2 separate regions of the Mus musculus genome follow, and region 2 is linked to region 1. The links are chromatin loops, found by intact Hi-C in ENCODE. Cell type or tissue: heart. All regions are shown on one strand.

Region 1 (8,000 bases):
ACCCACAAGTGGCTGATGAGGTGACTTAGCAGTTAAGACGCTGGCTGCTTTTCTAGAGGACCATGGTTAATTCTCAGCACCCATGTGGCAGCTCACAGCCATCTGCAAGTCCAGTCTCAGGGATTTCTGCGCCTTCTTTTGTCCTCTGTGGGCACTGCATACAGGAAGGCAAAATACCCATGTGTATAAAATAAAAACAGATAAATATTTTTAAAAATTAACCACCCCATGAAATATCATTTTTGCTTGTCTTCTAACATCTAATAATGCTATAGGAAGTCTGATACTGGTGAAATTAAAAAAAAAAAAAAGGTATCCCTTTCATAGAAGCCTGCATAATTCCTTTGAATTTTTTTTTATTCCTTTGAATTTTTAAAAAAAATTTCTGGAGGGTTTGAGTGGTATGTATGTATGTATGTATGTATGTATGTATATGCATATGTATATGTATATGCATACATATACGCATATATACACACGCATATATATGTATGTATATAACCTTACTATGTAACTTACTATGTAACTATGTAACCCCAGAATGTCCTTGAACTTACTATGTAGCTCAGGCTGGCATCCAGTTTGCCATCTTCCTGCCTCAGCTTCCCCAGTGCTGGGCATACAGATGAGTGTTCCTATGCCCTGCCCTGCCTTTGCAGGGCTTGTCGTGTGGTCGTGGTCTTAGTGGTGCATGCATGGAGCCTTCAAATCTCATCTTTGCTCTCAGGACTTTTGTTTTTGAATTTTCACTCTGTCTGGGGAAACAGTCTTGGCTGTGTCTTTTAGATCATGTGTATTGTTTTTATTAGATTTTAAGTTATATATATTTTTTATTGTGTGTGTGACATATGTGAGTTTGCAGGCCAGATTTCAACTTGCGGGGGTCAGTTCTTTCTTTCTATCAGGTAGGTCCGGAGTATCGAACTCACGTTGTTAGGCTTGGCTGAAAACACCTGTAATTTTTAAAATGTATATGTCTGTGTATATGTATATTACATGTGTGAGTGCTGACAAAGGTCATGAAGACCTCCGTGGGGATTCCCCCACCCAAGTCACGAGATAGTGTGCACCCAAAGAATCATGAGAGACCATCTTGGTGCAAACACATGAGGTAGTTTAATGTCGGAGTATCTCACACTGGAGACAGAGGTGTTGACCACGAGGCTCAGACGCTAGGGGTTTATATAGGAAAAGAGTGGGGGTAGGGGAAGAATTGGCATGGCTTCACACAATTGGACAGTTTAAACATCAGCAAACTGTACGTGCAGATCGAGGTAACAGCAGAGCATCTGGTTAACATTTAACTCAGGTCAGAAGGGTGGGAGATAGGGAGGCGCCAGGCCAGTCCAGACATTCTTGTATGTCTTCCCTATCTTTATGGCTAGTCAGTTCCTGGGATGACTTTACAGCCTCTGTTCTTTGCTCTAGGCCCCCAAAGCCCTCCTAACTAGCAAGCCGCATGAGTCATGGACCTTGAATTTTAATTTTCTTTCAGTCAGAAGGGGGGCATTAGGTCACCTGCTTTTGGAGTTACAGGTGACTGTGGACCACCTGTCTAATGTAGGTGCTGGGAACTGAACTCAGGTCTTCTGTTAGAGCAGTCAGTGCTGTTAACCACTGAGTCATCTCTCCAGACGTTTAAGTATATTTGTTTGCTTGCTTTTGTTTTTTTGAGAGAGTTTCTCTGTGTAGTCTTGGCTGTCCTGGAACTCACTCTGTAGACCAGGCCTTGAACTCTGCCTGTCTTTGCCTTTCAAGTGCTGGGATTAAAGGTATTCACCACCAGCCACTACAGTCAGTTTCAAGTATATTCTCGAAAGAACAGATTGACTTAAATTCTTTCATTGGGGTTTTGTTTTCTGATCACAGTCTTTTCTGAGACGTCTCTGAGTGTGTGAGCATGTGCATATGCATCTTCCTGCATCGGAGTGTACGATCACGTGGTTCTGTTTTCTCTGTTCTCTGCGGATACCCACCAGCATTAAAACCAAACCTTCCATTTCTCACTACTTCTGTGTCTCTGGGTTTGTTGCCGGCTCATTCTGATCTTTCATTTTCATCGTTTCAGTCTTTGTCTATTTCCAGCTGGGCACACTCTCCCTGGCCTAACCTCTTACTTCACCTAGACGGCAGCTTTTCAGTTCTCTGACAGGGTGGTGCTGCAGACAGCTCTCTGCATCCTCCACGGAGGGAATGGCTGACTGGCACTGCCCTGAACTCTTCGTAGAGAAGACCTATGACCATCTGTACAACGGGATTGTGTTAGTAGAGGGTTTTTTTTCTTTGTTTTGTTTTGTAAGGAGTGGGGTCTCAGTCCATGCTAAGCATAAAAGCTAGTTTCCATTCATGACGAATAACAACAACTTACCAGGCATGTGTCTATAAGATGTAGACACATCTTTCCACCCCCCCAACCAGAAAGGTAGTTACTGCAATTCCACTCTATAAAGGAAGATCATCACCAAGTTAGGAGGATTCTTGTAAAGTTACCCAGTCAGGATACTCCAACATACTATCTGAACCTACCGTTTTTTTGGGGTGTGTGTGTGTGTGTGGGTGCTTTCCAAGCCATTCCAAAGGGCTTTTCTCTGTGCCTAGACAATTCCAAAGGGCTTTTCTCTGTGCCTAGACAATAGGCGAGTAACTATTGCCACATTTCAAAGAGCATCGGTTCTTCAAAAATGATTTTTCAGCTATGCAAAAAGTGTCTGCAAAAGCAGACTCAGCCCTCATGCCCGAAACTATTTTAGGAGACGAGGACCTGTTGTTTATTGGGAGAAAAGCTGGTGCAGAATTTTGAAGGACTCTGTTGAAAATAGATGGATTTGTAAATTGTAGGCAGAGGAAGGACTCTTGTCTTTTTTTTTTTTTTTAAACAAGATTGAATTTTGCCTAACTCAAGGGAAAGCAATCTATACTTGATTAGTAGAGTGCAACATTATGCTTCACTTCCAGTAAAACTTAAGTGATTTGGTTAGCAAAGGATGTCTTTTAAGTTCTGCAAGAGCCAGAGCGTCAGGTGTAGTAGCTCAAAGAGTGCTTGCTGAGCATGCGAAAAGCCCTGGGTTCCATCCCCAGCACCACGCCACCAAGCGTTGTGGTGAAGCAGGTAATCCAAACTCTTGGAACACTTTGGAGGTGAAGGCAGGAGGATTAGAAATTCGGGGTCACTCTTGGAAGCTATCCCACAATACGTGAGACCTTGTTTTGAAAAAAAAAAAAACAGTAAAGTTGCATATGAGTTAATTAGTTATTACAACCTGAGGGTCAGGGGACAGAGGCTAAAGAGTTCTAGGAATCATGAAACTCAGATCAGATGTATGGGAGAAATGAGGAACGTGCTTATTAGCTGACGAACGTGCTTATTAGCTGGCATTTGAGACAGACACCCAGCATTATGTAAAGAGCAAAACCAACCAAATGAACAAAATAAAAATAGGGTGTAGAAATAAAGGGGTAAATAATAACGGGCGTTAGATGGATTGTCTTGCATTCTACCTACAGCTGTCCCTTCCACCTCCTAAGCTTCTGAGATCTGTGCTCTCGCACAGATGGCAGAAGCTTTACCCTGAAGATTTGACTTTGCTCTTTAGTTTGCTGTGCTCCCTAATCCGTTCCTTCCGTAAACGCCCATTTCGAAGCGCTTTCTAAATTTGGTTTGCGCGCCCCCTACTGGCAGACCTGATTATCATTCTCAATTGCATTTGAGCATTTCAGCGTTGCCCAAAAACCTCATGACATTTGCTAAGAACCAAGGAAACTTTGTCTTTCATTTGATACGCTTTTCGGACAGCCAGAGGCATCTGCCTACAATTTGCTTCGTGATTGTTCGTGATAACAACGCAATGCAGGGCAAATTAAAATGCACGCCTAGCAAAGCTGGTATTTTTTTTGGTAACTAACTGCTCTGTCTCCTTGAATAAAAGTGACCTCTCTTCCTACTTTCGAGATTTTTGTTTGTTTGTTTAAGGTTTGCTTAGTGCAAAATTTAAAGCAGATTAAAGAAAAAAACCAACCGACTATATTATAATTTATTTCACAACCTCCTCCGACTCTGTCTTCAGATGTTAGTCTGTAGCCGCACATGACAATGACTAAGACATCATCAGCTGGGCTGGGGTGCCAGGAGGAAGCAGTTTCTATTTCTGTCTCCATTTTTCTCCTCACTGTTTGAGTAGGTCACGGGTTGGTGTGTAGACAGCAACTCTCCTTTTGTGCCTGTCCTGGCAGCAATGAAGGCAAGCTAAAGAAGCCCTTGGGGTCCCCCCTTTGGCTATCAGACTGTTGAATCAATGGTCTTCAAGAAACTGGAATTTCCCCAGAAGTCTCATGCTGGGAAAAGGGAAGAGCTACGAGCCTGGTGCCCCTCAGAGGAGGGGTTTGCTTTCCTGAAAGAGATTTAACACAGTTTAAAAAAAAGATTCCTTTTGATGACTTCTTTATTTTATTTTATTTTATTTTATTTTATTTTATTTTATTTTATTTTATTTTTCATGTGCATTGATGTTTTGCTTGCATGACTTTTTGGTTGTATGAGGTCCCCTGCAACTGGAGGATCAGACAAACATAAACTGCCACATGGGTGCTGGGAATTGAACCAGGGACCTCTGGAAGAGCAGCCAGTACTTGTAATCTCTGAGCCATCTCTCCAGCCCCGAGATTTAACGCAGTTTGAGAGCTTATCAGATCACCTCCCAGGGCAGACTGCATCTGAGCTGATGGTGGCCTGGACCGGGTCTTGACCAGTATTGCTTGCCTCTAGCCCTTGATTTAAACAAACCTGGCTAGAACCTGTTTATCACTGTCTGTATTTACAGTCGGAACTGGGAATTGCTCTATTCTTTTTTGTCGCTCTATGCTATTTGAACACTAAGCTGACTGTTACCATCAGAAGTGAGTATCAGGCGATAGGGAAGTGGCTTAGTCAAGTGCTTGCCTTGCAAGCATGATGACCTGAGCTTGACCTCTAGAAGCAACGCATCCCCATGAAACTGGTATCTTCTGGGAATCTCATGATGGATGCTTGTAATCTCAGTACTAGGGACGTGGAGATAGCAAAAACCAGGCTGAGCTTTAGGCCAGGGAGAGACCCTGTGTAAAAAACAAGTGTGACTCCTGACAGACAAGTGACTGGGGGCTGTCCTCTGGACATTTGAACATTTATACACATGTACAAACACCCAACCACATGCAGTACACACATGTACACACACACTGGAACACACATGCACTCCTGTGCACATATGCATGTGCACACATATGCATGCATGCACACGCAAGCCCCAAAACACATGTGGACACACATACACATGCAGCACACACACATACAGGCACACACATGCATACATAGAATGAATGTCAGATGTCATGGTCTCCATCATTTTTCTCTTTTTCAAGGAATGTGGTTTCTTATTTGAATTTCATTTTTCTGCATAATAAAATATATTAAGTAAAGAAAGACCCCATAGCACATGCTTTCACCCCAGAATGCAAATGACCATTAGGCGTAGTTCATAAAAATGAATATAGCGGCAGATCCTGCTTCAGAATTATGTTCTTCTTCTTCTTTCATTCTTGGTTGCAAAATTGAAACTTTCACTACAAGCAAATAACTAAACCCAAACAATGGCTGGGGAGTTGCCTTAGCAGTTAAAACCGCTTGCTGCTCTTTCAGAGGGACCAAGCATGGTTCCTGCCACCCACATTCAGCACCTCATACAAGCCAGTAAGTCCGGCTCCAGGGGGTCTGATGCCCTCGTCTGGCCTCCTCAGGCACCTGTCCACCCACGGCAGTCACTTATACAGACACACATACATATGAAAGATAAAATAAATCTTTAGAAAGAATCCCCCAAACCTCAAGGGAGTTGGAAAGATGACTCAGCACTTGAGATCATTTGTTGCTCTTGGGCTCAGTTCCCAGCACCCACATAGTGGCTTGCTCATGCACATAAAATAAATAATTCTAAAAAACAAGACAAAGAAAAAAAAAAAACAAAACAAAAGCAAAATAAAACTCAAAGGATAATGTAACAATAAAACAGTTGTAATAATTAATGTGTTTATAAAAAGATAAAAAGAGGAAGGAATATGTTTTGGTGGAGGTGTAGTCAGGTGTGGGGGAAGGGGGTGCCTCTGTGGGCCTATGCTGAGGCATCCCTTCCCCCTGAGGGACCAGCCACATGAAGGTATAGTATAGAATAGGTTTATCCGGGCAGGGAATTAAGAGGGTAGGAGAGGTAGAGAAAGGAAGAGAGAGAAGAGAAGAGAGAAGAGAGAGAGGGAGAAGAGAGAATAGAAGAGAGAGAGAGAGAGAGGGAGAGAGAGAGAGAGAGAGAAAGAGAGAGAGAGAGAGAGAGAGAGAGAGAGAGAGAGAGAGAGAGAGAGAGAGAGAGAGAGAAGAGAGGAGACAAGTAGAGTAGTAGAGACTGGCCATGAGCACGTGGAGAGAGAGGGAGCAAGAGGCAAGAACAAGAGAGAGAGAGGAGGGACAAGCAGCCCCCTTTACAGTGAGTCAGGCATACCTGGCTGTTGCCAGGTAACTGTGGGGCGGAGCTGAGACGACAAAATGCTAACATAATAGTTCTGATTCTAGGAGAAATTTGGCCCCACAGAAGAGGTGAGGCAGTGTCTGTTGATGTTTTTGGTTGTTAGTTACGGCTGGGTTGGGAACCATCTTGTTTGCATCTAGGGAGTGGAGAGGATATTCTAAATAAGTGTTCTAAGGTACAGCCACTGCCTCCCACAACAAAGAATTGTTCAGTCCAAACGTCAGAAACATTGCTGAGACCGAGGAACTCTGATGGGGACAGAGAAAGGAGATTCAGGAGTGTGTGTGTGTGTGTGTGTGTGTGTGTGTGTGTGTTTGATGCGATCCTAAACCATTTGACTTGCTCCCTATCAGCAGCTTAAGACTTAACTTTCGCCAGCTAAAATCTGACCCGTGAAGGTCACTTAGGATCGCAGTTCACTTGCCTGAAGAGATCAGAAAAGATTGACTTCATGTGTCATCATGAATGATGGTAACCAATCTGCTGTGTGAGCATTATAAACACGAAACAATCCTAAACCTTAGGCTTTGGGCACATGTAAGTGCAGGGAAGATCTGAGTGGAGAGGTGGTGACTCCCCGTGCCCGGACAGACGTGTATACAGCCTGTGAGTCATGCAGCCATCACAGGCCTGGGATGAATGGCTCATTGTGTCTCTGCAGAGTCCTTCATGACTATTATTATTCTATTCATGCTTTAGCCCAGAGCTCTGATCTCAGATTTTCCCTCAAATGACACCGGACCTTTGGCTCTCCTCTTTTCTGTTACTACACTCAGCCAACCATGTATGTCACTGTCAGTCTCTGCCTCGGTCTTCTCTGAGCACTGTCAGCTTGGAATCTCAGGTGTCTCCAAATGGTTCAATAATAGTGATGCCCCTTCTAATGCTAACAATATGAAAAATAGCTGCACTATTGATCCGGTGCTCTCTTTTTTTATTTTTCCAGCTTATTTAACCCCAAGAGGCACACAAGTTTTAAGTAACTGATGTTTAAACTATAGGATGTGGCAGATCTGGGATGGAACTTGAAATGCCGCAGGTGGAACGGCGTCTGTCTTACACAGCCTCTCTGTATTGATAGGCAGCAGAACATGGATTAAATGTTTGCTTTGAGATGGGGGTCTCATGTAGCCCAGGCTGGCTTTGCACTCTGTAGCTAGAGTTGACCTTGAACTTCTGATCCTCCTGCCTCCACTACATATGTTCCAACTATAGGCTTGTACCATCGTACCCAACCTGAGCTTATGCAGTTCTGAGGATCAAACCCAGGGCTTGGTGCATGCTAGGCCAGCACCCTACGAGCTGAGCTACCTCCCCAGCCCGGGAGCAGACTTCTCAAACCATTCTACTTCACCCTTATATTTACAACAGTTTTCAAGACCTTTACCATTAAAGTAATCTACTCTTTCCAAACCATTTGACTAACTTTGACTCCACCGTGAACCTTTG
Region 2 (8,000 bases), 370 kb before region 1:
GCAGAGACACTGCCACTTCTTGTACTTCGACTTACCTCCTAAAGTAGTAAAATCTACAAAACACCGGTGAGTGAGTTGATTCTTCCCCCTTCTTACTCCGGATAAGTCTGCACTCTCGGCACTTCTGTAAGTTGGGACCTATCTCACAGCAGGAGTCATCCTGCAGAAATGATTCTCCAGTTTGCTTCAGCTTCTTGACCTTCCGCCAGTCTTTCAGCACGGAACGAGGAACGCCAGCTGTAAAATGAGAAGGAACTTATCAACAGGGTTCTGTTTTACAGAAAGGGTTAGTCTTTGGGACTGAAATGCTTGCTGATAAGACCAAACTCCAAATAAATGATGGACAACTGCTAAGTCTCTCTAACATCCTCTGTTTACCTGCCCATCCACTCTAATCAGACAGGAAAGGAGAGCAGTAATCCTTCAGTGAAATGAAATGTTTACACTGCATCTTTATAAGAGTGTAATACCAAACATAAGAATCATTCACATTATGTACACATTTAGCCGAAAATAAGCCTGTTGCTAGGTATGGAGGCGTGTGCCTTTAATTCCAGCTCTCGGTAGCTCTTGGGCAACTGAAGTAGAAGAATGAGCACATGTTTAAGGCCAGCCTGGGATATCTAGTGAAAACGTCTCAAAACCCACTACCACCACCAAAAACAATCATCATCTTCCTCTTATGACAAGAACCTAGTAGACAACATCGATATATTGATGGGAACTGTATCTTTTACAAAATTAAAAGGGTTGTGAAGAAAGGGAGGGAGGGAGGGTCTACAATATTAATTGGGGCATTTTGTTGAAGGAAGTGATAGAAAAGCAAACTCAAAGCAATCAACTGCTCCTCATTATAAATGTCCGGAAAGCCCAAGTGTTCTGAGGGCGATCTTTAATCTTTGCAAACACACAAGAGATACTTTGTCCAGTGTGTAAGGAAATACAATCTCTCAAATGGACTATGCTCTAAGATTTGTAGGCAAAAAGATAAATTCATTCTCCATATTCAGTCCCACTGTTTCATAACTGGTCCTTAGCATGAACCAACAAGGGAAACAACATTAGTAAAGTCATCTGTGTACCAGGAGCAACCTGTAGGCCAGGAGAGTCAACAAAGCATACAGATAACTGCACTTCCACCTAAATACCTAAAAGGTATTCGTTTAAGAACGAGCTCCGCAGCCAGCAGATGTACTTCCTTACCCTGTGTCTTTTACCATCCTCTCAATCACAGAGATTTGATGTACAGCCCACTATTTGTAACTCAAGAATAAATATTTGCTGTCCTTCCTTTCAAATCCTTTCCAATTGTATCAAAGACACACAGGTTCTGAAACCAAATATATCTTACCAAAGCTGAGAACAGAATTCCTATCCAGATTTCCCACTAATACCTAGTTATTGATAGTGTGAGTAGTATAATCACACATACACACACAGACGTGCACACACACCACTCTCCAATAGGTAGTATTGTTTAGGGCTAGATTAAAATATAAAATATATTATAGACTAAAATATATTTAGGATTGCTGCCTGCTTCTTTATTCTTTACAATTGTTCCCTCCTTTTTAGTCTTTATCATGGGCTAGAGACCACCCAGTAATCACATATGCTCAGGCACACAGCACATGCCAGTTATGGCATAACGACTGGTATAAAGATGTTTCTAGGGTTGCAGAGATGGCTTTCTAGTCAATACCACTGGCTGCTCTTCCAGAAGACCAAGGTTCAATCCCCAATGCCTATAACTTCAATTCCAGCCCCTGGAGATCTAATGCTATTTTCTGGCCTCCACGGCACCAGACATACACATAATGCACACTTAATTCAAGCAGGAAAACACCCATGCACATAAACTAATGAAAAGGCGCTTCTTTTCCAATGCATACAAGAGATCTTTCCTCTGGACTTTATTAAAGGGTGTTAGAATGAACAACACATATCACACCACTGATGAGACATTATTTCGCACACTTTCTTCAATCATTTACTTCTAAATTGATTACACTAGAGAAAACTAAATGCAATCCTGTTTCTATTTCTTTTAAACTGGGAATTAACTTTGACCAATATACTTTTAATTCTATATGATGGGAGCAGTTTAGAATGTGAAACTTCATAACACGGATTGTAATAACTTAAAAAGTACTATGAATTTTTCAAAATGATATACGTGAAACCAATTCTTAATTATGTGATAACAAAATAGGCACTTCTGAAGGGTTTTTTTTTTTTTTTTAAAGAAGTGAATGAATTACAAAGGTAACTTATTGAAGGGCTTTTGATACTATTAATTCTTCTATACTAGGCCATACTTGATATTAGTAAATTTCTTCTAGTAATTTAATAATACTATCTGCTTTAAATAAGGCATCATCCTTTAATTCAAACTGTCTAATTTATTGGCAATGTATCTAAAATGTATAGGTCTGTGAATAAAACCCTACTAACATACATTACCTAACACCGCTCCTTTTATACAGTGAGAGCCTTGAAGACCTAGATCTTGGTTAACAAATTCAAAAACAGCTGCCCTAGTGAAGAGAACTCGGGAGCAAGACATTAAAGTCACATAAATACATGCGAACCCTTGATTTCTCAATGTCAACACCATAAATGCACTTTGGGATACAGAAATTAATTATAGAGTGTAGGGGACTCACTAGTGTATACATCAACAAGTATATTGTAAACATTCTAAAATTCGGTCACAATTTCAGCTCATAAAGTAAATTTAAGCAAAAATGATTTAGGAAATCTCCCTAAACTCCCAGCTTTGTTACATGGTTAGGGTGAGACGGACCACATCACACTGCTCCTCAGTACTGTGCTTACAGCTAAACAGGAACTACTTCTCGAATGAGATCAGGTCTCAGCTAAATACTTTAGTATCAGAAGTACAGTTCTTTTCTGGTGTAATAATCAAAGCTGTATTTTGACATTTCTAGGAAAAGATCAATTTCTAAACTTCACACTGTACTGTCTTTCCTACAACAAATGTCAGGTGAAAACATCTCTCAAGATCGGGGATCTAATCTTTTCCTCTTGTGGGGAGACAGGAAAGGCAGAAAGGAAATTCACAACTACATCCCATGGAGCCACATCCTTACTGCGAGGACCCGTGGCCCATTTTATTTGCGATAAATCAATGTATTTACTCACCGCTATTACTGTTCTGCAACTTCAGTTTACTTTTGTCCTTGGCGCTCCTGCTGAGAACTCCATTAGGCTTCGAGTCCTCTTCGACCTCGCCTTTCCTCTTCTGCAGGTCGTTCTGCTTCTTTTTATAAGTTGGCTTCGGCTGCCGTTTAGTCCTCTGCTCCGACTTGCTTTCGCTCTCATCTGAGTCTCCACTTTCAGAGCCAGATTCGTAAGTTCTTTTGGCTTTTCTCCTGCTGACTTTCTCATCTCTTCCATATTTATCTACAGCGACTCTGCCATCTGCACGATTTTCTATATCATTAGATGTAGAGGCTATTAAGTTGACAGAACATGGCTTAATAATTTCGGATACAGAATTCCCTGAATTTTCCATTTTATTAGTATTTTTATCTTCTTCTGAATGTCTGGTGAGCCAGGCCTTCTTCAGTTTAGTGTGGTAGTTGGGCTGACTGGACTGGGCTGCTGGCCCATTTCCTACAGAGATTGCTTTGTTACTTGCAGTGCAGGTCATGGTGCTATCCAGGGGAAGAGAGGCTGCCACTGTCTGATTTCTCACAGTATTAAGTTCAGCCTCACTGACACTACTATTTTTAAACTGAGCTGCAGCCAACGCTGCCTTGTGCTTTTTTAAATGAATAAAATCAGTTGTGCCTGAGAAGCCAGAGCCGGGCTGAACAGCACTTCCTGTCTTACTACAGGCCAGAGTGCCTGGAACCGCGGTGCTGACTGTGCAGTCCTTTGCTTGCGCCACTGCCTGACTAACAACACTTTTTGAAGAAGTACATTCGAAGGGTGTAGAGGCCGAAATGGTATTTGATAAAGAATAACTTGTTTCTGCACTACTCAAGCTGGAGACACTGGTGGTAGTGGCAGCAGATGTGAACACATCTGCTTTGGTAGTAGAGACTACATTTACAGCAGACATGACTGAAACAGGAACGTTGCCCTGGGAGACAGCTTCAAAGTTTTTTTCAGATTTCACATGAGCACTTTCTAAATTCACATTTGGTAGAATAATTCTTCCAGTCTCTCCGGCTTCTGGTTTGAGGTAATCTGTTTTATTTGCCCCAGATGAAGATCTTTCACAAACTCGATCTTTGGAAGCTAATGGTACAGATGGCACACTATCAACTTTTGTACTAGAAGGTGGACGAACAATGACAGATGCCACAGCAGCCTGGGACTTTCCACTACTCTTTTCCACGGGCCACTCAGCTTTCTCTCTGTTGAGGTTGTTATTAGATCTCCACATTTCCGTTAGACTCTGATCAGAAGAATTCTTAAAATTTGACTGAGAGTCTTTTGGCTCAGGAATTAGAGTTGGAGGCTTCTGAGATTCTTGAACTTTGCCACCAGCATTTACTGGCATCACCGGTGTCAGTGTTGGAGGGGAAAGGCTACTGTAGCTGCTTTCCTTTCTTTCCAAACTGTGGTGGATTGGTGGATGGAATACTGGTGCCCTGTGCAGAGCAGGCATGCTGCGGAGTGCATTAGTAGAAGAAACAGTCAGATGGGTAGGGCTCCGACAATCACTTCTGAACGTTGTTACTGAGTGAGATGCACTCTGATGGGGAAGATGGTCTGGTATCTTGCCCACTAAACTTTCACTTTCTGGTTGGTGTTTAATCAAAGGTGGAGGCTTCGAAAGAGATGATATAAAAGAATGAGTTTGAGGATTGGCTGTTGCAGAAAGGTTATTATTTTGTTTCTCAGTGTAAATGTTGGAAACTTCTTTGGATGGGTAGGATCTTGGTGGCTCATTGACCACACTATTAGATAAAGTAGTGAAGTAGTTACTCTGGGGCAAACTCTGAGGCACTGAGTGCTTCATCTTATAAATCTCTGACACGGAGCGGTCTACGTCTTTATCTTGTTTGATAGCATGGCTTTTAGGACTAGAAGATGATGGTACTACTCTGGAGTAATTCTCTCTTTCAACCTCATGACCCTTGATTTTGGTTGTAAATGGAGCCACATCAATACTCTCCTGAAGAATCCGACGATGTTCCTCCTTGTATTTGTTCAGTCTCTCTCCAGTCTCCTGGGGTGGCCTTGGACCCACAAAATGCCTATGCAAGTGACAATCTTTTCCTGCCTGTGACCTATTAAGATCCAGGTCACCTTTTACTGATGTGGATGCATTAGACCGTAATGGTTCCATAAAAGCTTTCCTCTCCAATTCTCTACAAAGAAAATACACAAAGATTCCTGTAATCACTTTTCCATACAAAATGATTTTTATGAAATGTTATTCTGTTATGAAAGCAAACAGTTTTGATAGTATTTAAAATTGGAAGATATACCAGTGTGAAAAGAACATATCCACATGTAGTGACTTATACCTATTATTGCCATTACTTGGAAGGCTGAGGCAGGAGGATTGCAATGAGTTCAATAGCAGACTGACTCAACAAGGCAAAACACAAGGAAAAGAAAAGAATCTTCAGTCTGGATTTGACACCAATTTTAAATAAACTATTTAAAAAGTGGATTGAGAAAATCATGAGCCGGGCGTGGTGGCGCATGCCTTTAATCCCAGCACTTAGGAGGCAGAGGCAGGCGGATTTCTGAGTTTGAGGCCAGCCTGATCTACAGAGTGAGTTCCAGGACAGCCAGGGCTACACAGAGAAACCCTGTCTCGAAAAACCAAAAAAAAAAAAAAAAAAAACCAAAAAAAAAAAAAAAAAAACCACGAAAGCCAAAGGCATGTGTTAAGTGTTAAACACTGGTAAGCTTACTCTTTGTGGTGATCTGCTAATGTCTTTGTCAGTGGGGGACTGGAATGCACTGTAATCTTGTGAGGTCGATGAGGCTCTGCACTGGAAGGTCTGACAGGAATGTGACTAAGTAATCCAATACCATCCGCTGAGGTCACAGGAGTGGGTTGATGTAGCCAAGGACTGGGAGAATTCTATTAGAAACAAAACCAAAAAAACCTACATTTTAGTTACCAACACAACAGAAAAACACAAACCTAAATTGTTGAGCTGGGTAGACTGTCATGTACTTAATCCTAGCACTCAAGTTTCATAGCAAGACTTCTGACCATAGTATATTTATAAAACCTGGTATTTTTAAATGAATCTGGTGAGAAATATTCAACTTTTAACCAACATTAATCATACAGTCTTTTTACATTCAACTTAAAACAAATCAACATAAAATAGTAACTTCTAAAAATATTTCTTCACTAAAAGCAGATATGAAGTGTATAAACAATGCCCACGGACCTAATTTTATGATTCCCTATGATCCTAAAACCAGAATTAGTGCTTACAACAAAACCAGAATGTTAGACCTAACATGTTATTCCACTAGAAGCAAAAATTATAATCAAGTTTGTCTGTCAATTTTTCCCATAGGGTAATTAACTTTGTAATGTAAGAGTATATGCACAACTCCCAGATCACTTCATTTAAGGCCTAAATGTGTTCGACTGTCTCTGTAAGCCAGGCCCCGTTAGGCCACTAGAGAGGGAGGCGTGGAAGCATTGACAAAGTTATGTTTTCCATAAGAGTGTGCTGTGTCTGGTAAGCTAGTACTTATATGGTGACAGTGGCATACATGTTAAAGCCCGTACCTCTAATTACATGTTTAAAAACTGTTTTCTATACTGTGACCCAATATAACTCAAGAGTGTACTTTGTAAATCTGTCATTAGGATGAGTCACACAGGAGGAAAATTCAAACCACCTTTAGTTTGACTAAAAGGAATAAACCTTTTAACTCATGTCATCAATGAAGAGTAGTTAGCACGCACCACAGAGATAGCTTAATGTAAGTTACAGTTCTAAACCTCACCAGGGAATAGTGCACAATGATGTACAAGAGAACATTAAATATAAAATGACATAGACAGAAGGCCATAGTTACATAAGATTCAATGACAATGATGAAACATTTTTTTTTCCTTATGAAGTAGCATTTAAAATCATTTCCTCATCTAGTGGCTTCTGCTTATATTATCTGATCACCCTGATTACAAACATGAAGTTACGGGATCTTTTTGCTTAAAATGTTACTTTAGTTTACACCTTTGTATTATAACTTTATATAAGTGAATAAAAACCTAACTAGAATAAAACATTTTAAAGTCTGATAAACAATCTGCTATCTCTTTTGCAGAGTTTGGAACTTTTTTTTTTTTTTTGGTTTTTCAAGACAGGGTTTCTCTGTGTAGCCCTGGCTGTCCTGGAACTCACTCTGTAGACCACGCTGGCCTCTAACACAGAAATCTGTCTGCCTTCTGCCTCCTAAGTGCTGGGATTAAAGGCTAAAGGCGTGCACCACCACTGCCCGGCTCAGAGTCTGGAGATTATGGAAGAAGGTTTTCCATTTACCAACTCTTGGCTTCCGTGTGCCCCTGTCCTATCTTTGTGCAGTGCCACCTACATCCATGACCCAGAAGAGTGACTGCAATGGGCACATGGGTGAAAACTGTGCTCAGTGACCGTATGCTTCACTTACATTAAGTAACTTCTACATTCTGGTATCATTTAACCAGAAACTCCATTCAGTTTCAAGTCACATGATCAATGGCACACAATCAAAGATGCACACAGAATCCAGACCCTATCTCAGAAATAAAATTAAGAAGGATAAACTTGTGATTCTGGAAGCATAATCCTAGAACTGAAATCTTAACAATAGTAAATGTGCCAATACTGGGGCAGAACAAACTGTAACAACCACTGTTAATTTCATCAAGGAAACCCGAAGTTCATAGGAAGGCAAACTATAGAGGAGTTACTGAGAATAAACCACAAGAAATATCCTTAGACTGACACCTGCTTAGTAGGTGTACCTGACTACCAACATCGTCCACTGTAACATGA

What was found. Hi-C counts contacts between places; a loop is a spot of excess contacts. Peaks named below come from ENCODE experiments on the same cell type or tissue, not always from the same donor. Only the 100,000 strongest peaks of a DNase experiment are listed, where the experiment ranks them.
Region 2: a loop joins it to region 1, with 2.6 times the contacts of the local background. A loop is called at or near these places in 3 of 42 quality-filtered maps.

Annotation. Positions count from the first base shown.
Region 1 is chr10:66,849,052-66,857,051 of GRCm38, reverse strand. No RefSeq gene overlaps it. Among named protein-coding and RNA genes, the nearest start is that of Gm31416, 19 kb to the right of the region's middle. In heart, a CTCF peak has its summit at 3,683 (motif pointing left); DNase peaks (open chromatin) are centred at 3,661, 4,211 and 5,011; H3K4me3 peaks cover 408 bases.
Region 2 is chr10:67,222,085-67,230,084 of GRCm38, reverse strand. Jmjd1c (jumonji domain containing 1C) reads right to left here. Exons shown (of 26, transcript NM_207221.3): 9 at 5,904-6,076; 10 at 3,169-5,348; 11 at 36-237. Among named protein-coding and RNA genes, the nearest start is that of Nrbf2, 59 kb to the left of the region's middle. In heart, no CTCF peak of the experiment used is centred here; a DNase peak (open chromatin) is centred at 3,734.